Regions from separate parts of the Mus musculus genome. Here regions 2, 3 and 4 are each linked to region 1. Evidence: chromatin loops called from intact Hi-C (ENCODE). Cell type or tissue: left cerebral cortex. All regions are shown on one strand. Region 1 overlaps 1700065D16Rik (RIKEN cDNA 1700065D16 gene). Region 2 overlaps Slc9a9 (solute carrier family 9 (sodium/hydrogen exchanger), member 9). Region 3 holds the start of Trpc1 (transient receptor potential cation channel, subfamily C, member 1). Region 4 holds the start of Gm39407 (a long non-coding RNA gene).

Region 1 (5,000 bases):
CTTGTCCTTTTCTTGTCACATTTCTCTCCCCAAATACCTCTTCTATTTTCAAGTTATTGTTGTTGTTTTAAAACTTTTTATTGATTCTTTGTGAGTTTCACATCCTGCAACCCAGTCCCACTCATCTCTCCGTCTCATTATATCTTCCCGCTGCCCTTGCAACCTCCCCACCAAAATAACACACACACACACACAGAGAGAGAGAGAGAGAGAGAGAGAGAGAGAGAGAGAGAAAAAATAAGGCAAAATACAAAGACAAAAACAAAAAATAACCAAACCAAAGCATAGGAAACATCTTGTCACAATAGCTGTAGCATGTCACAGTGTGTCACACATCTTCACTTGCAAATGTTCACTGCAGTGAGTCATTGGTTTGGTTATTGTTTTTTATCTAGACTCCACACATGAGAGAAAACATGATATTTGTCTTTTCTGAGTCTGATTATTTGGTAACATAGTAATCTCCAGCCCTGCCCAGCTGCCTGCACATGTCATTATTTCATTCATCTTTATGACTGAATAGTATTTCATTGTGTATACAAACCACACTGCCTTTATCCATCCATCTGTTGATGGGTACCAAGTCTAACCGTGATGCATGCTGAAGAAAACCAGGAAGTATAAGATAAACATTTTGAGTTTATTTAGCTTTTTTTTTTTTAAATAGAATTAAGTAGAAAGCAATAGAAGGGAAAAGGGCAATATCCAGTTTAACAACATTCAGTTCAGCTCTGGATTTATGTTAATTTTATTTTTTAAAAACATCACTTAGAGGAGAAAAAGAATAATCTAAGGAATAAGACAGAGCTGGAAACAAGTCTCCACCCCTTCTGTTTGATCCTTTCCTCTCCTGCTAGGGCTGCTGTGTGTCTAAAAGTCAGCCTTTAGCCGGGCAGTAGTGGCGAATGCCTTTAATCCCAGCACTTGGGAGGCAGAGGCAGGTGGATTTCTGAGTTTGAGGCCAACCTGGTCTACAGAGTGAGTTCCAGGACAGCCAGGGCTACACAGAGAAACCCTGTCAAAAAACAAACAAACAAAGAAACAAACATAAAAAAGTCAGCCTTCAGGAATGTGAAGGTGTGATGGGAATTTAAAGCTAAATGGGCAGTCTGGCGTTTGAAGTGGACAGAGACGAGTCAGGGCAACTGGAACTGAACAACTGTCCTAGAGGGAAGTGAGCGCACTGAGCAGCGGCAGTGGGGACAGGAGTCTCACACGTTAGCTGAGACAGATGGCAAGCCATCCGAGAAAACAGACAAACAGACATGCAGCAGCATGGCAGAGCCACACTCCCCAGACACCCATCGCTGCTTACAGATGAAATTATGCAGGCATCAAAGCGACAGCGTCTCGAGATTCTGGGCCGCTTGGTGACACAAGAACCCAGGTGCATGACCTGCCTGCCCCCACTCTCTGACGCTGCCTTTCTGAAAGCCAGAAGTAATTATTTTCTACATTTACCTGTAACTGAAAAAAGATATGTAAAATCTGAACTTCCTTTCTGACTTCTCTTTCCTCTGAACCTCTGGGCATGTTTCCAGAAGCCCGCTTTACGGAGCTCTCCTTAAAGGTTATTGTGGTGCTTGGTCACATTTCAGAGCTTTCCCTCCTGCTTAATCAGCTTGAACGACTACCTGGAACAGGAAAGTATTTTGAAAACAGTAAAAAACAATTATTCTAATCATTACTGTTATATTTTATACACCCTCAGGGTCATATTGGAAACCTTTTCAATTTCAATGACAACAATTTGTTACCTATTCAGAAAGCTACCATGTGTGTGGGTAGTCTTTGTCCTTTATAAATCACTTCTAAATTCAGTGAAGCCTTAGTTTTTGTACGTATGTATATATGTATGTATGTATGTATGTGTGTGTGTGTGTATGTATGTATGTATGTGTATATGTGTGTATATATACACACAACTGTTGTAGAAATGGAAAGACAAATGGCTTTGCTGAGTAGATTCGGTCTGGGTTTTATTTCCGTGTCTCTACTAAATGAGACGGGTACACTTGTGCAGTCTGTCTCCAGGGAATTATTATTGTTTTCCTTTACAAAGTTTCAGAATGATGGTTCATAGTTAGAGCGCCCATCACTTGAGACTATACCCAGCAGATAACAACAGACCTATTCTCCCTTGTAACTTTCACCCATGTACAATAATCAATCCATAACCATCCTACTGGAGAAGGCTTGACTTTTGCAAAGGCTGTATTCTATAGAGTAGAACAGCTCCAAGCCTTCCTGAAATTACATCAACTATGGAGGACTGGTGATAGCTTGGTACCAGAGGGCTTATTAAGTAAGCATGCAGAGGCCTCATATTCTATAGCCAGCGCCACAAAAAGTAACAATGCACCAATAACAGAACTAACTCATATACCAAGTACAGAAACTTTGAAACTGTTTACACTCTTGTCTCATTTAGGATTTACTAAAATGTATGCCCTTTCCACGGTGCATTATACAATGAAACCCTGACATAATACAGTAAATGAAAAACAGCATGTTCAGCACTGCAGTCACAAAAGTCTCAATGGGGCTGTACTGCCACCTAGCGGCCATTTTGATAGTAACTCTCACTAACGGAAAATCCTATATACATGACTAATGAAAAATTTTCAGGTTGGTTAGTATAACTTTGTTCACACTCCTAGGACACAAAGCTTAGCAAATAGCAGGGACATTGGATATACCAAACTTTCTGCTTTAGAGCTTCACCTGCCTCCCCAAACACCATCTTCCCAAATGCTAGACACGCATGCATGAGGCCCTAGGTTCTGTCCTCAACACCACAGAAAGGAAAATACACAAATTACCAAATGAGTTTGTATACTAAGGCAGTAGACATTTAAGTACAGAAAGTAATTTCTAAAGTGGCTTACATAATCTCACTTAAGATTTATATTTTACGATTTACATTATGTATTGTAGAATGTAGTACTGAATCTACATGCTTAATAAAACCTGTACACAAAGACATATACTTCCTGGACATAGTGGTTCACACTGTAATCCCCACATTCAGGAGACAGGGGTATGGTAGGTAATAGAATCATTGCAAGTTCAAGGCCAGCTTGGATTGAGTTGCAGGTTGGCCAATGGTACACACCAAGACCCTGTCTCAAACAAAACAAGCAAAACTTAAAACATATATTTAAATTTTTTTAACAATACTATTAACCTAAAAAAAAAGGCAGGAAGCCCCCAATATAGAGGATGGGTTAAAGAAAAAGTAAGCCTTGGGAAACCAAGCTAGACAGGGCCCCACGTACCCAGACTAGCCTTGAGCCCCAGCTCCTCCAGCCTCCACCTCCCAAAGACTGGGATTACAGACCTGCACTAACACACCCTAGAACGCTTGGGAAATAAGTTAGACAAGGCGTGATGATCAACTGAGAACAGAATGTGGTGATGAGATCTGACAGGAAATCTGTGGGTTTGATATTTAGGAAATAGAATTCTAGAAATACAAACCAAAGCAATCACAGATACATTGATGGTACATCTGGGATTTCATTTAAAATTACCCACCTGGGGAAAGGGGGCATTGGAAGGGTGTTCGTAAATTAACAGAGACTGGTGAAGGCTGGGGTGTGTAGTTCAGTAGAATACTTGCACAAGGTCCCAGGTCAGATGCCCAAGTGGGAACAGTGGGGACAGAGACTTGACCAAATGAGAGAACTCTTGGGTGGGTGGTAGATTTATTTACCTACTTTTGTTATATTTGTGTTAGTGCAGCTCTGAAAGCCCTGTCTTTGGGAGGTGGAGGAGGAGAAGCAAGCGTTCAAGGCTAGTCTAAGCATGTGAGACCCGGTCTAGCTCGCCTTCCCTGTAGACGTGTTCTGCTTTGTTTTCTTGTTATTAAAAAAAACAAACAAACAAAAATAAAGTGCCTGAGAACATTTAAGGTAGTAAAATCCGGTAAAGAGGTAGACAGATGAAACAGAGCCCGAAGAGTTCGCAGGGAACAGGTAGTGAGCTCCAGAGTGCTCAAGCGATGGGAGTTACCTGAGGTCTTCAGAAGGAATAAAGTTACCCAAGAATAAAAAGGAGCAATGAAGACCCCTGGTGCCGTGCAGTTGGGGAGGGGGAAAAAGAAAAAAGAGAGGGGGAAACCCCTAAGGAAAAGTGAAGAAAGATGGCAAAGGACATACTGCTAAAACACGGGCTAATCAGAGAACACATTCCAGGGATGCAGCAATCTAGACCGGCAAATCGTGTAAGAAGAAAAAAGTGATCAGTCTCTATTGGACTTAGCCATCTGAAAGCCATGAGAGGAGGGGAGGTGGACCCGGGAGGAAGGCACTGAGAGCTTTATTAAGACAGTTATTAACTCCACAGGCAGAACAGCTGGGGCCTAAGGAAAGAGGCTTCAGTCCCCAGCATACAAAACCAAGCCAGTGCACATTCTTAAAGGCTTCTAAGGGAGGGTGTGATCCTTGCACTCTGAGGAAGCAGGCTTAGTTAATAGATGACCTGTGTTGCGGGACATGGATGACAGGAGTCAAGGAGACACTGGCTAGGGGAATGGGGTAGTTAATGTGTGACATTAGTCAAGCTGCCTTGGCCCCTGGGCAGCAGTGAGGTAGTGAGATGAGGCTATTGTTTTTTATGAGTGCTGTGAGGACAGAGGCATGCAGGCTTGTGAGACTCCTGACCACAGCTAGCTGCGCCTGTCAGTTCCTTACAGCAGCTTTGAAAGGAGAGAAAGATTTCAGGGGTGTGATCCCAGTCTGTGGGGCTGCTTCCAAGATCATCTGGAAGGTCTGTCTAGGTGTCTGTCTAGCATAAAGGAAGGCATGAGTCTTAGTTGCTGTTCTGTTGCTGGAAAAAGAGACACTATGACCAAGGCAACTTAGAGATTAACAGTTTATTGGGGGTTTGCTTACAGTTTCAGAGGGTTGGAATCCATGACTATTATGGCAGAGACCAAAGCGACAGGCAGGCAGGCATGGCGCTGGTGAATTAGCTGAGTGCTTACATCTTGATCCACA
Region 2 (5,000 bases), 1.1 Mb before region 1:
TGAAGAGGAAAGATCACAACTGTCCTGGGACAATGTTTCAAAAGGGAGCACTGAAGGATCAGAGATCTTAGTATATCTTAGCAGAGAAGACAATAGATAATAATTTTGGAGATAAATGTACCTGTTGTCTTATCACACACTTTATATGGAAAAGAGATAATTCCTCTGACTTGATGCCTCATTCCATGTTTTCTGTATTCTGGGTTTTCAATACTCCTTACCTCTAGATTTCCACTAGGTGGCGCTCCTGAGCCATAGTCTATGGTTTATGGCGCACATGAAGACATGTGAAATGCATTTTTTTCTTCCCTTCAATTTTCAAGACTATTTTTTTCCAGTTTGAAAGATTGCAGAGAGGAATTATTTATCAGTTGGTGTATTAAAGAAAATCCTGCATGTCCAAACAAGCACTTCAAAGGATTTTTTAGTAACACCTATCACAGAAGGCTGAATTGATATGAAGAAGTGGGAGGGTACATCCCGTGCTGATATTTTATTATCAAAGAGAGATGGAAGGGGTTGTGTTTGTCTCTGCGAAGCCACAGTGACCAAACCACACATCAACTGTTGGGACTGATTTGTTTATGAAGATATTTTAAATCAGATGTCTGGATTCTTGCAACTTAAAAATCTCTTTGTTCAGAGTCTAGCAAGTAAACATCAATGGAAAAAAAGAGAAAGATGCGCACTCTAAGACGTGTGCACTAAATACTTCTTGCTTTGGTGGCCAATGTGCATCTCTGAATGCCACTGTGAGTTGTACCTTGTGAATTTCCACATTGTCACACTGGTTAGGTCTGTTGCCACCCAAAACCCAGTGGTAATATCTTATATCAGGCATTTAAGGACATCTTGGTCAAATATGTAAAAAAAAAAAAAAAAAAGCCTGAGACCTACTAAGTAATTCTCTTTTGTTTGTGGGAAAGGATAGATCCAGGACCAACTGCTTCCATCTGGGCTTCTGATTCTGCCGGTAGCTTCTGTCTGTTCCCTTACTTGAGTTCTGGTATCAGAACTCCACAGCCTACAGTCAGGACCCTGAAAACTCAGCCTTCTCAGGTAAAATGCTAATTGCCTTTACCAGAAACCACTGACTCACACTTCAGTGCCAACCTGCTCCTGAGCTGTGTAGCTTCCTTTAGACCTAAGCATTTTTTATTTGTAAAAGAGGGAAGGTCGCAGGACCTTCATAAACACACTCTTGAATCACTCCAGGAAGCTCAGGCCAACCTGGGGGAGATAATCACAGAAGTAGGGTTCATATGGCGAAGTCGCTTTGATGATCACCTTACAATTAATAGAAGATATTGCCAAGTTTTGTTTTGAAATATAAAAATTGTGCTTCTATCCGATTCTGCTGTTTATTAAGGATTTCGTGTCATTTGCTTTCAATTAAATTGAAGCAACTCAAATTCAATGAAAGTATTCTATGAAGACAAACAGTGTTTGTGCTATTAGGTATGACAGTAGTAGTTACTATTTTAACTGTCTCTATAAAGCCAGGGTTTCCTGTCTTTTCCATGTTGGCAGCATGTAGCTCGTCTGGACATGTTGTCTAAAGAAGGCTGTTTGGGGAAATTCAGGAAGCACATGGTGAGATTAAGGCTCTGAGTCTGTCTATTTTCTCAGCCCGTCTGCAGTGTTCCCCAACGCTCACAATGCAGTGTGTGAGCTCTGCACTCGGGGATCTGACCTGCAGTGACTTTGGCTGGGTAGTTTTGTTGCCAGTCTTTCCAATAGAAAACAGACATGTGCTTCTTCCCGATGCTCTTAGAGCTCTCTAACACTGAATCCTGCCCAGACTTAAGGAAGGATGATACCTTACCAGAAAGAAGACAGAAATGCATAAGGTGCATTAAACAGGGACAAGGAGGGACCACACAGACCCTTTGTGGGGTTTGAGTCAGGATGGTGACCTGACTGACAGTAAGGAATATGGAGCAGCTTGGATAGCTTAGCTTTCATCAAATCTGCTGCCAGAAAAGGAGACTGGGTCTCAAGAAAGTCCTGGATGTAGGTGCTAGACAGCAATTGCTCACTTTGTATCTCTGTGCATCTCTTTGTGTCTGCTCATGGGCTCTCTCTCTCTCTCTCTCTCTCTCTCTGTGTGTGTGTGTGTGTGTCCAGTAAAAAGGAAAGCAACTGTTAAAGAGATTGTACTGTTTCTCAGCAGAAAAAAAGACCAATCATAAAAATGTCATTTCAATCCTAGTGCTTAGTATCCAGGAGGAGAGTTGAGTGGGTGGTTGGGCCATATGCCCATTTTGATTTGACAAGTCTGACCTCTGGTGTGGGGAACTCTCTGGGGACGACATTGGCAGTCCTCAGATAATCTGTCATCTACTGACTGGCATGACATGTTTGATGTGGAAAGTTATAGTGTTGCCAAATAGTTATAGACAGCGATTATGACCAGAAAGATTTCTCCAATCCTTCCTTTTCCTTACACAAAATTGGCAGCTTATTTAACTTTATCGTGGTGTCTTCAGCTGGGAAATAAGAGAACCCACAATGTTGGTAAGATAAAAAAGAGTGAATACTTGTAAAGCTGAGAACGGGATGCCCGCCATGTAACTAATAAATATTAGTTTGAGATAGTTGAGATAATTATTAAATGGCACAGATTTCATCTTAAGGTCTGGATTTGCTTGGCTCTGACTCTGCTGTAGGTTGGAGGTCTGAAATTGTCTGCTAGTAATTCTGTTATCATCCCACCACCCCACCTCGGCTCAGGTTCTCAGCCAACAATCTTGTCTCCAAGCAGCTACAAGTCTGCCTGTGTTAGTAACGTTTCTGTTGCTGGAACCAAAATACACCCTCAAAACTAACTTCATGGAGAGAAGGCTCTTTTGGCTCCCAATTCCAGGGATATATAGTCTATTGCGGTGGGGAAGGCAGGGTAGTGATCAGGGAAGACATGGGGCAGGCTGTTCACTTTATGCCAGCATCTACTGAACAAGAGGTGGAGCTGGCATGTAAAGTCTCACAGCCTGTCCCCAACCCCACACACACCTCAGCAAGGTTCCACCTTCTAAAGGTTCTACAACCTTCCAAACATCACCACTAAGTATGGACCAAGGGTTGAAATATCTGCGCCTATGTGGGGCTATGTACATTTAAATTACTTCTGCCGCTCACAGGCCCATGGCCAAGTCTTGATGCAAAACATATCCCACCCAACTTTGCAAGTTCCTTCTGGTCTTTAATAGTCTCAACAATATTAAAAAAAAAAAATCCAAAGTCTAAAGTCTTTTTAGAAACTTGAGGCAATCTCCTAATTGTGACTCTCTATAAATAAACATTTTTAAAGTATATGCTTCTGACATACAAGGGTGCAGCGTATACACTCATATTTGAAAAAAGGAGAAATGGAGCATAATAAAGAATGAGTGATCTGAAGAAAGATGGCACCCAGAATGGAGGAAAAAGACCCTGTACCTCCATGCCTGGCATTTGGGACTCATGGTGGAATCATCTCAGTCCAAATAGCTTAGGTAGCTTTGCTACCAGCTCTGCTCTGTAGCACGCATAACCTCTCTCATAGGATAGGTTCACTCTGAGTGCAGTTTTTGTCTATGGACATCCTGCTGGCTCTGGGCTGGAAGATTGGGTGTTCAAGGCCTGCTTCAACGTTATAGTGAGATCTTCCAGTTTCTCAAGTGGCCTCAGTTTCTTATGGTAGCATCTTTGCAGGTACTTTGACCCTGTCACATATTTCTTGACCTTAGTAGCTCTCTATATCCTTGGTACAATGTAAGAAGACCCAAAGACCCCTTCAATCTTGTATCTTTCATGTCTGTTGACTTGAGGGCATTGGGAGTCTGAAGTGATCAGGGAAATGTTAGATTCCAAATAAATGGAATGTTTGTTAGATTTCATGACAAAGGGACAACTCCTTGCCCTTCCCCTGACTCTGAACCTACATGTTTAGGTCAACAGCATAAGACTGGGAACATGAATTAGGACTGGGCTATAAAGGCTCAAGATCTACCCCCTATTTCTACTTCCTGCAGTAAGGTTCCACTTCCTAAATGTTCTACAACCTTCCCAAACAGTGCCACTAACTGGGGACCAGGTGTTCAAACACATAACCCCATACCAGACATTTAATATTCAAGTTGTAATATTTTCTGGGATACTATTTTAATCTCCTCAAAACTGCAACGGTAACTCGCCAGCAAGGACTTTTTCTAGGACCATTGGGTCTTCGACGTGGCAAAGGTTCTCTACTCAGAAGAAGCAAACAAATGCAAGACAATACTCTGAGAACCGACACCAGATTCATTGAGAACATCACAGCATGATCTTTCAAAAGTAGCTTCTAGCCAGGGATGGCTGACATGCCTGTAATCCAAGAGACTGGAAGATTGGGTGTTCAAAGCCCGCTTCAACGTTATAGTGAAATCCTATCTCAAAAATCCAAACAAACAAATCCAAAAGTCCTTTCTATTTTTCAACAGAACACTATTTAATAGATATATAAACCAGGATTGCCTTAAATAAATCATAACTTGATACTTAGATGAATTTTTCATTTAAGGAGGCTAATTGTATACACTGCAGCACTGTGGGTGAGGGCTGTTGACCGTGAGTTGGCAATGACCTCATTATGTAGAACTGGGCATTATAAATGGTAGTCATTAAGACAGGATTCTACTTTTAGTTAAGGGCAAGACACAAAATGCAGAGTTTCTTAAATTGGGCAGTCTGGGAAAGGTCCAGGCTGATGGAAGAGGATGAAAGGGAGAAGGCTTGAAAATCCCTGCAGTTGGTGGCCAGAGAGGACTGGCTCTGCCTTCCTGTTTGCATACTTTTCCTGCTGTTACCTCTGCCTAGTGACTGCCTTGCCTTTGATCATTTCCTCCTCCTCCTTCTTCTCCTCCTCTTCCTCCTCTTCCTCTTCCTCCTCTTCCTCTTCCTCCTCCTCCTCTTCCTCCTCCTCCTCTTCCTCTTCCTCCTCCTCCTCCTCTCATCTTCATGTTTCCTGCCAAGCCCTCGAA
Region 3 (5,000 bases), 100 kb before region 1:
AATAACCGCGAACCACTTCCCATGGTACACTTCTCAACTAGTGTGTTCTAAAGCTTTGGTGATTTACAAAATGTCCCTGTACAGAGTGCTTAAGTTCTATAACCAGTGACACTTGTGAGCTGTATAGAACGATGCCTATATAGCTCCAGTACCCTACATACTAATTATACTCTCTTCACCCCTCCTTTATGCAAATTATTTTCCTCATCATACACATCTTTATATTAGGTGCTGACTACCAATATAAAACTTCTCAACCAAATACTCAGGTCTCTGCTTCTTAATTACCCAAACCGCTCTCCTCCCTAACCTCACACCCTTCAAATCTCCTCCAAAATAGGGAAAACAGAAAGTACCACTAAATATATTAAGGAAGGTGTTAATACAACAGTGGCATATATTCTCCAGGAAATGTTGCACATTTTGAAACCATCCTGAGCCCCGAGGCACACAAAGCTGCTACAGAAACCTAAAGCATCCTTCCTTATAATGCAGCAAGCCTCTCACGAAGGTGACAGAAGACAACTAGGAGGAACCAGGGGACACGGGGAATTCTGCCCTCCCCATCCTGGCTCTAAATCCATGATGAAATGTCAAGAAGGGATTGCCTTTTGGCCTGGCTAAGATTAAACATAATCATGTAAAAAAAAACAAAAACCTATCTCAAATGCTTTAAAAGGTTTAGGGAGATGTTGTTGACTTAAACCTCTATATGTGAACAAATCCAAAAACTTCTGTAACTAGTTTTCCCATAGTGTGAGCTGGCCTCTGGAAGTAGGCTTCAGAAGTCTGCATGGTTCCAACAACGTTTTCCCAAATAAACACTGCCTTTCAACATCCAACTGCTTAACTGAGGAATGAGAATGTTTCAGTACTTTTTTTGTTTTTCAGATAAGAGATAAAAGCAATCTGGGAGCAACCAAGTTCCATGCTTGTCTTTTAATGTGGCCAGAAAGTGATCAATTTTTAGATTCAAAACCAGTATATTCCACATTATTTCGCCTATATTTACTTTTTTTTTTTTTTTACTACCTTTGCCTCCCTCCAACTCTCTGAAGCAATAAATCTTTCTCCCTAATAAAAAATACCGACATTTAAAAGGGGTTCCAGAAATTTGGGGAAAGTTTCGGCAACTAGGGCAGGATTTTTCGTATTATTTGTGTTAAAGATAATGGGATACTACTCAACTGTAACAGGCTAAGGCACTGCTGGCTGATGCTAAACAGAAGTAAAAGTCTTTTTTAAAAATAACAACAACAACAACAACAACAAACCTACAAGGTGACAGCCCATAAATCGGAGAAGTCTTAAGGGAAATTCGTAGAATTTTCGGATTAGGTCCAAAACTAGCCTCTGGCTCCCAAAGGAAGAAGTAACTTCAAACTAGAGTTTATTAGTGACAGAAGTGGGGCAACTTTGGGATCAAGGCTCCCTCCTCGCCATGGAAACGTCCCACCTGCGCGAGTCCACCGCCCCCGCCCTACCTGCCTGCTGCTCAAGCTCAATTAGGCAGAAGTCCTGCGGGCTGCACAGAGGTGGGAATAGCCGCTGCACACAAGGAAAAGCACGAGTGCCAGGAGTTAAGTTGAGGCAGGGGCCGGACCCGGGGAGTGGGTGCTAGGGTGTCCGGAGGTGGAGAAGGGGGCCTAGCTCTCACCCTTGTCGCACGCCAGCAAGAAAAGCTTCTCATTCAAGGTGTTCTCCTCCTTCACCTCTCGCACATCCTTCAGCGCCATCACTTCGTTGGGCGACGAGGAGGATGGGGAGGAAGGCAGGGAGGAGGAGGAGACGCCCGAGAGGTCCGTGCTCGGGTACAGGGCCGCCATCATCGCGGCCCACGACGGGGGCAGGCCAGGAGACGGAGGCGGGGCCCCCATGGGCGCCGACCCCGACCCCGACCCCGAGCTGGAAAACGGGTGAGTCGTTCCCACGGCCACATCGGCGTGCGGCCCGTTGGCCCCGAAGGGCGTCGCCTCGCCCCGAAACCAGCACTCGCCCTCCACGGACAGCCCCAGGTTGGTGGCCGCGCTGGCGCGGCCCCGGGGCCAGCGCCCTCTGCCCAGCCGCCGGCGCCCCGGTCGAGCTGGTCCGCGCCCGTCCGGGGACGACAGAGTGGAGCGCGCCAGGGCGGCAGCCGAGCGCGGGGCCGTGCCAGGAGCCGCAGGGGCCGCACAGGGAGCGGCCCGGCCTGGGAGGGAGTGAGGGGGCCGCCGGCCGGAGAGCTCGGCGGTGCGCTTCGCAGCACGTCTGGCTCCGGGGCTGTGGGAACCGCTGGCCCAGCAGCACCCACAGGAGGCAGAGGTTCGCGGCTTTCTCCTCACGTCATCCTCAGCCCCGCGGAGGCGACGACACCGGGGCGGGGCTTAAGGCGAAGCCGGGCTAGGGGCGGGGCTTGTAGGGGCGGGGCTCCAGGGCTGACGCGCCTCTCTGGTCGGTCGCCTAGCATCTTGGGCGCGTCTGCAGCATCTTTGAGCACCTGAGGGCATGGGAACCGCTTGGTGGCGGATTTCAGGTAATTTTATCCGCTGCCTGTTTGTGCTGCTGCTGCTACTGCAGCACAGAAAAGGGCCAAGGAGCTTCTGAAGGATTAACGTTTACTTGAAATCCTGTACGGAATTGTCCTAAAGCCTGGCCAAAGCAACCTGATTATGGAGTTTGTGTTTACAGTTCCCTCGTTCCTAAAGGCGTTTTAAAAACAATCTTTGTGATTTAATATGGTCTAACATTCCTGATATTTCCAAAGTCACTATAAAAGTATTCGCATGTAAGTCAAAGGCGACCTATAACCGTTGCATAAGCACAGTTTAGGAGTTACTCGCCATACAAGTCCTTTTAGTGGATTCGTTATATTTATCCTATCTAATTTTAAGAGATTCGCTATTTAGACAACAATTGTCTGACGTCCAGCAAATGCGACTTGAAAACTGCATCTTTTCAATAATTTTTAATTGCTTCCTGCAGTCAACACTAGGGGGAAAATCTGAACTCTACGTTTAAGATTTAGATTTTTAAAGCAATGGATAAATGTACTTAAATTTGAGGGGAATACTGCCTCTCCTATTCAGGCTACTTTGTCCCATTAGTTTCTCTTTCAACATTTAACTTACTAATTCTTAAAAATCAATGTTCTCTTTAGATATTCTCTAAAAGTCTTTGATGTCGAAGTCATCTTTTCAAACGTTTTCTGTATTTGATGTAAATGATAATCTCAAGTTGCTCCAGTTTTTGTTTCTAAATGATCTCCCCGTTGTCGTGTAATGTTTAATACACTTCCAAGTTTATGAGTTTGGTGAAATTTCCAAGAGGCTCAAGGTGAAGCCAGTGGGAGAGAGGAGCGCCCATACATTTGTATATGCACCTCCTTTGTTGCTCAGCAAAATGTTTAGCCAGTAGTAGAAATCTAATCCTGCGCTATCTGAAATTTCAGTATTTGAAGTTAACTCAAATGACTCACAGCCATACACAGATTCTTTATCCAAAGAACTATGGGACTGGATTACTTTCTAAGACTGGAGGGAATTCCAACCCTCTTTGGTAGTAATCTTAAGAGACCTTCCAAAGCACTAGAGAGCCTACTTCAGGCAAGCTGATAATTATAATGCAGGCTTTTGGATTGTCTCCGATACAGACAAACTGCTCAGCGGGCATAAATTGGGACATTCTAACAATACCTACATACTTAGCACATGTGATATGTAGATCAGTATTGGAGTTATGATGAACAATGGTATTCAAAAAACTCAAAAGTGGCATATTACTCTAAGCAACTCCATCAAGTCACAGGCAAACAAAACAGAAACCAAAAGAGGAATCACAACTCCAGCCAGAGAGGGGAAAGAAACTCAGATTTAGATCTAGTCCTACAAGTAGGATGCTACTGATATTTTTCATGTTCTCCTCCCTTTACTCCCGAGGAGCACATCTGTCTCTTTTTCATGGCGCCCACTCGATTGCTTTTCCTCAGAGAGCCCTGACCTCGCTACCCAGAAAACCTCCCCCTCTGCTCTCAGTCAGTCTGCAGCAAATCTCCCCCCACTCCAATGGTCTCTCGGTTTCTTCCCTGCTTCATTTCTTGTTGTTGCTTTATTGGCTGGCCGTCTCTACTAGGATGTAAGTCAAAAGGCTGTTTCTACTTGTCTTAGCTGAGGTCCAAGAATCTAGTTGTGGTACTTGGACACTGGAGACAATAAATTAATGCTAATTATTTTATCCACTCAAATGATTTCATCACAAACTAAGTTTATAACAATCACGCAGTTTGTCTTTTTTTTTTTTTTAATCTTCATATGAGGGCTGGTGAGATGGCTTAGTGGATAAGAGTGCTGGTTGTTCAAACCTGAAGCCCTGAGTTCGATTCCCATGAAGGTGTAAGGAGAAAACTGACCCAACAAATTTGTTCTCTGATATCCACATGTAAGCATGCATGCCCATACACATGTATCATCCATACATACAATGATAATAAAAACACTAGAATTTTAGAATTAATTTTTTTCTCATATGAAAGAAAAAACACTAAAGAAACAGCTTTTGTGTTACTTCACATAGGAGTTGCAGTCTTTTGTGAGGAAATAAGCTTCTAACAGATCAGTATTGAAGGTTCTCTATTCTTTAAATGAAATAAACACAAATTCTACATACACAGCATTTTTATTAAATATATTTCGTGAGAAAAAGAACACCTTAAAGTGCTAAATTCCATGTAATTCAGATTGTTTTAGTAAATATGACAGCGGGAAAAATCAGAGAGGTTTGATTTAAATAATCTCAGGAAAGGAGCGGAAGCATTGTGTCTTCATATAAGAAAACAATCACCAAAATATAAAAGGCGAAGACATTTCATGTAGAAGAATATATTTCAGAATCCCACCTGTCAGTACTTCATTTATAAAAGTCTACCCTAAACACACAGACACTCTCCCTCCTGCTGTATGTTCTGATCAGTGGACAAGGAGGAGGCGGACAACCCATTCACACGGAGAGAGGTGACAGCACTTTCC
Region 4 (5,000 bases), 140 kb before region 1:
CGTCAGGTAGCGGTGCACCAGGCAGCACATCACCTTCTGGTAGTTCTCGTCTCTCTTTTGCTTCAAGTTTCTCCACTCCTTCAAAACAAGCAACCATATGGTAATTAATGACAGCAGAACAACATATGTGTATGTACAGTCATATACATGTAAGAACATGTATACACACACACATATATACATATATATTTGCAGTGCCTGGGTGTGCTCAGGGCCGCAAGCCTGCTAGACAAACATCTGCCATCATGTCATCCTTCAGCCCTAGAGACAATATTTAAATAATAGAATCACAGATATGTATTTTCAATACATTTAGAGGATAGTTTACTTTGGAATAAATCATACTCAGTATATGCTTAAGATAATATAGGCTGCATATCTGTTTCATTCACTCTCATTTAGGCTGATTTCACTGAAAAAGCTTAGTCTCAGTGATGCTCGGTCTACTGCAGAGACACATAAACTGCCATGAGAGACCCCTAACTATCCCTGTCTCTCTTACTGTGTGAGTAAGCAAGGGTTTACAGATGAATCTCTGTAGTGATTTCATGATGGACAACTTGGTTTTCAACTCTAATTAAGCAAAAATTCAACCAGACCACAGGGAATTCTGTTTTCCCTAGTAACCTTTTACAGTAACTGCTACCTACTGATATATTTTTAATTTCATCTATAAGTTTCTGGAAATTTTCTCTTATATAACTTCTGAGATGGTGTTTTCTGTTTTGTTTGGTTTACAGAATGTGAAATATTTATTGTCTGGTCTTTTAGGAAACTTACCAATCCATGGTTTACAAGAAGCACACATTGGATAAGAAATACACTGAGTAAGTTTCAAGACCTAAAAACAGTATGAACTAATAATCGTTCCTTAAATCTATAGTGAAAGTCTATGGGAATGGAGTTCATGTGTTAGGGAAACTTGAAAACTAAAAAAAGAACCAAGCCAACTAAAAAAATCCTTAGTTCTATTTTGTATTGTCAATTATTTATTGAGTTTTATACGATATAGTAAATCACACATTAGGCATATAAGTGAAACAGGTCAGCATAGCTCTTATCAACCCTGCATATCTGCACTGTGAAGCATCTGAGCTGGGCACGGCCAGACTTAGCTGGCAGCAAGCACCCACCATCGCAGCCCATCATAGGCACACACAGGACGCAAATTGTAGACCATCCTGGTATACAAAGCCAAGTTCCATGCCAGCTACATAGTAAGAATGAGGATCAATAAATAAGACAAAGAAAGAACTACAATTGAAATGAACAGTTGTAAAACTGTGGTGCAATTCAAAGCTCTAATCTCACCTTTAAACTGTTTTGACGTTTGACCTTGCCTTTCGAGGTATGCGAGCAAATCCATTTACTGAGGCTACTGATCATATAGCAGATCGTCTTTGGAGAAGGAATAATGTTGAAAGGTGGGGGCAGTGTACATTTGTCATCAAAGTAGCTAAGCCATAGCTTTGCTCGAGCAAACTTCCATTCTTTATCCTCATGATTCTATGAGGAAAAGCAGGATAAAATAAGAACGGACACAAGCTGAATGCATATGGGAAGGTTGGTGGAGATACTGATTAAAACTGTCTGTATGTTACCACATCTTATAGACTAAAAGAATTGGTCAAAGATGTGAAGTTGCTAGACATTATATTTTTAAGTCTATATTTAATTTTAAAATATTATTCATAGATTCTGTCATCCTTAGTTACTTGGTTTCCCACATCTCATGGGATGTGAAGACAGCACTTACTGCTATCAGCTGGAAGCTCTTGTGAAGCATCGCCACGAGCAGCTTCGTCAGCACAATCACAACCACAACATTGTAAGTTCCAACAATCACAGCTCCAACGAAGGACTGCAGCTCTTCCCCATAGCTAAACCTGGTGACAAAGATGGCCACGTGCGCTAAGGAGAAGATGTACCAGAACAGAGCAAAGCAGGTGCCAATGAACCTGTAAGGGCAAGTACATTCTCTTTAAAAAGGAAATGAATTAGCAAGAACAGATAATGCATTTATGTCAAAACTATATACAGGAACCATTAGTAATTCTTGTATAATACATTATAAAATATTTTTTGTTTTATTTTTATTTTCACAGTATATATAGTCTTATTTTTAATGTTATTTTTATTTTATGTGTGTGTACCTGAGTGTATGTATGCATACCACATGCATGCAGAATCCTGTTGAGGTCAAAAGAGGGCACCAAATCCCCTGGAACTGAAGTTACAGCTGTGAGCCACCAGGTGGGTGAGGGAAACCAAACCCAGGTCTTCTGCAGTAAGTGCTCTGAACCACTAGGACATCTGTCCAGCCCCTAAAGATTTTATTTTAAATGAGGAAATATGTGCAAAGATATCATTCCTATTTAATTTCTTTTGCTGCCTTTCTAGTCCCAATACAGTAGTCCATGGGGTATCTAGTTAGATTCTATCAGTCCTCTACTTCAGCCTTCAGGTGACTTTAAATTACAATAGCTCCAAATCATTACAATAACAGCAAGGTCTTACATGATCACCCCCACTGCCTGTCTATCTTGGCCAGCCCAGAAATCTTATTCATTAAATGAGGGAACACTTTGACACATGATAAGAACACGCAAATATACAAGTCAATACTTGTCTGTATTTTATTTAATGACGAGGAGAGTAAGACTGGGGGTGTAACTTTGGTGTTTAGCACTTGCCTGGCGTATACATACCCTGGTTCAGACAAGCCCCCCCCCCAGCACTGGAAAAGGAACCTAGTGGAGTATTCTGTCTAAATTATAGTGGCTGTACCATTCTTTATGATATACCAGGGAACTGGTCCTCAAGCTCTAATAGTCCTCAACTGTAAACAATGAAAACATGAGTGCTCTGGGTTGCACTGGTAACCAAGAGTTGCTACATGTACTACTAGTTTAAAGGCAGAGATGCTGAACATTCTAATATATGGGATGGACAGAAGAAATTTCCCAAAGTGTTAAGAGTGTAAAAATGTCAAATGTCCTCTCTTCAGACAGATTTCAGTAGAAAAGACACATAGAATGATTTGGATCTACTACTTAAGATCCTATAGGTAAAGATGATGAAAATGATTCAAGAAAAATGAGCATTTGTTAATGCTTACAGACACTCAAAAAGGATTTCTTTAAAGAACAATTTAAGCTGTGTTTGTGTAATGAGTAGCCACACAGAACTCAATAAAGTCCATCTAGTAAACTCTGAAGACACTCACGAGTGGAAGGTGTCATTGCTTTGCTGTTCGCAGAAGATGCCCACACAGTCCTTCTGCTCTTTGGAAGTGTACCCTTTGTCATAGAGCTGAGTCAGTCCAATCGTGAAGGAAAACAGAACAAGGAGGAACATTCCCAGAAATTTCCCAAAATCTTGTAACATCTGTCCCATTGAAATCTGTGGACACATCACATGGGTGTACATTAAAACTGTTGGGAAAACTATGTGTTAAATATGAAATTACCCAGTAGTAAAAGAAAAACAAACACATGATTCATAAGCCACACCCTTTATTTAGCCTGGTTAAATTTCAATATGTTATGTTAAGAGCATCAAAGCTCCAGCTGTGGGAATACAAAAAATAAACCCAACAACCCCAGCTACCTGACAAAAGCCATTGTATTATAAACCATTACCATGAGTACTAAATACACAGCTCCTGTCACACACAGTCTTCAAAGGGTATCACTGCTGTGGAGGGAGAAGAAGGACAGAGATCTTCATCTCCTCGTATTTGTTGTTGTTTTTGAGACACAGACAATCTTGCCATCAGACTCACAATCTTCCTGCCTCAGCTTCTCATATGCTAGGATTATAGGCAAGCATCACCATTGCTGGTAACATAAAGATTATCTAAAGGCCAGTTAGCAGAGATAAAAGGAAAGGACATCTAGTGATTGCCATATGCAGGGATCCATCCCATAATCAGCTTCCAAATGCTGACACCATTGCATACACTAGCAAGATTTCGCTGAAAGGACCCAGATATAGCTCTCTCTTGTGAGACTATGCCGGGGCTTAGCAAACACAGAAGTGGATGATCACAGTCAGCTATTGGATGGGTCACACGGCCCCTAATGGAGGAGCTAGAGAAATTACCCAAGGAGCTAAAGGGAACTGCAACCCTATAGGTGGAACAACAATATGAACTAACCAGTACTGGGGAGCTCTTGTCTTTAGCTGCATATGTATCAAAAGATGGCCTAGTCAGCCATCACTGGAAAGAGAGGCCCTTTGGACTTGCAAACTTTATATGCCCCAGTACAGGGGAACACCAGGGCCAAAAAGGGGGAGTGGGTGGGTAGGGGATTGGGGGGGTGAGTATGGGGGACCTTTGGGATAGCATTGAAAATGTAAACAAGGAAAATACCTAATTAAAAAAAAGAAAATAAATGCTTATATTTATGTGGCTTCTTTTTGTTTGTTTGGGTTTTTTTTTGTTTGTTTGTTTGTTTTTTTCGAGACAGGGTTTCTCTGTGTAGCCCTGGCTGTCCTGGAGCTCACTCTGTAGACCAGGCTGGCCTGGAACTCAGAAATCTGCCTGCCTCTGCCTCTGCCTCCCAAGCACTGGGATTAAAGGCGTGCACCACCACGCCTGGCTGTTGAGAGCTCTTGATCCTAGTCATTATCTCCTGAGAACTTTAAAAACAAAGTGTAAAGGCTGTTCTAAGTTCATTTTAGTGAAATTTATTTCAAACAATACAAAAATCCAGATTTGGTTTATTTTCGCCTTTAAGTTGTCTATTAAGGTTGGATGATTATAGCATTCGCAGCTACAGGCTTTCTACGTCTGGGATTGCTATTAAAATGATATTTGTCCTATTACCCTTCTCCTTAGTCCATATTTGTTTCTTCTTACAGCAGATTTTCATCACCTATTGTACAAAGAAATTGCGATGTATATTTTCATGTAATTTGATTTTGGAATTTTGTCACCTTATGTAGTGAATTCTTCCAAAATATAATTTTTTTCCAATAAAAAAATTTATGTGGCT

The links. Peaks named below come from ENCODE experiments on the same cell type or tissue, not always from the same donor. Only the 100,000 strongest peaks of a DNase experiment are listed, where the experiment ranks them.
Region 2: it touches region 1 in a loop (2.9-fold over the local background); 6 of 42 quality-filtered maps call a loop at or near these places.
Region 3: a loop joins it to region 1, with 3.0 times the contacts of the local background. A loop is called at or near these places in 17 of 42 quality-filtered maps.
Region 4: a loop joins it to region 1, with 2.9 times the contacts of the local background. A loop is called at or near these places in 8 of 42 quality-filtered maps.

Annotation. Positions count from the first base shown.
Region 1 is chr9:95,850,557-95,855,556 of GRCm38, forward strand. 1700065D16Rik (RIKEN cDNA 1700065D16 gene) reads right to left here. Exons shown (of 2, transcript NM_001271569.1): 2 at 4,862-5,000. The coding sequence ends at 4,892. Among named protein-coding and RNA genes, the nearest start is that of Atr, 4.5 kb to the right of the region's middle. In left cerebral cortex, a CTCF peak has its summit at 2,572 (motif pointing left); DNase peaks (open chromatin) are centred at 2,279 and 2,561.
Region 2 is chr9:94,738,750-94,743,749 of GRCm38, forward strand. All of the region lies in intron 4 of Slc9a9 (solute carrier family 9 (sodium/hydrogen exchanger), member 9), which reads left to right. Among named protein-coding and RNA genes, the nearest start is that of Mir7656, 11 kb to the right of the region's middle. In left cerebral cortex, a CTCF peak has its summit at 232 (motif pointing right); DNase peaks (open chromatin) are centred at 251, 2,742 and 4,721; H3K27ac peaks cover 821 bases.
Region 3 is chr9:95,748,011-95,753,010 of GRCm38, forward strand. Trpc1 (transient receptor potential cation channel, subfamily C, member 1) reads right to left here and starts at 2,338. Exons shown (of 13, transcript NM_011643.4): 1 at 1,658-2,338. The coding sequence starts at 1,829. Pls1 (plastin 1 (I-isoform)) reads right to left here. Exons shown (of 16, transcript NM_001033210.3): 16 at 4,632-5,000. In left cerebral cortex, CTCF peaks have their summits at 2,276 and 2,974; DNase peaks (open chromatin) are centred at 584, 1,607 and 2,353; H3K4me3 peaks cover 2,998 bases; H3K27ac peaks cover 1,237 bases.
Region 4 is chr9:95,706,890-95,711,889 of GRCm38, forward strand. Trpc1 (transient receptor potential cation channel, subfamily C, member 1) reads right to left here. Exons shown (of 13, transcript NM_011643.4): 10 at 3,227-3,402; 11 at 1,757-1,958; 12 at 1,312-1,506; 13 at 1-78. Gm39407 (a long non-coding RNA gene) reads left to right here and starts at 19. Exons shown (of 3, transcript XR_871033.3): 1 at 19-100; 2 at 741-827; 3 at 1,712-1,798. In left cerebral cortex, a CTCF peak has its summit at 2,236 (motif pointing right); a DNase peak (open chromatin) is centred at 3,324.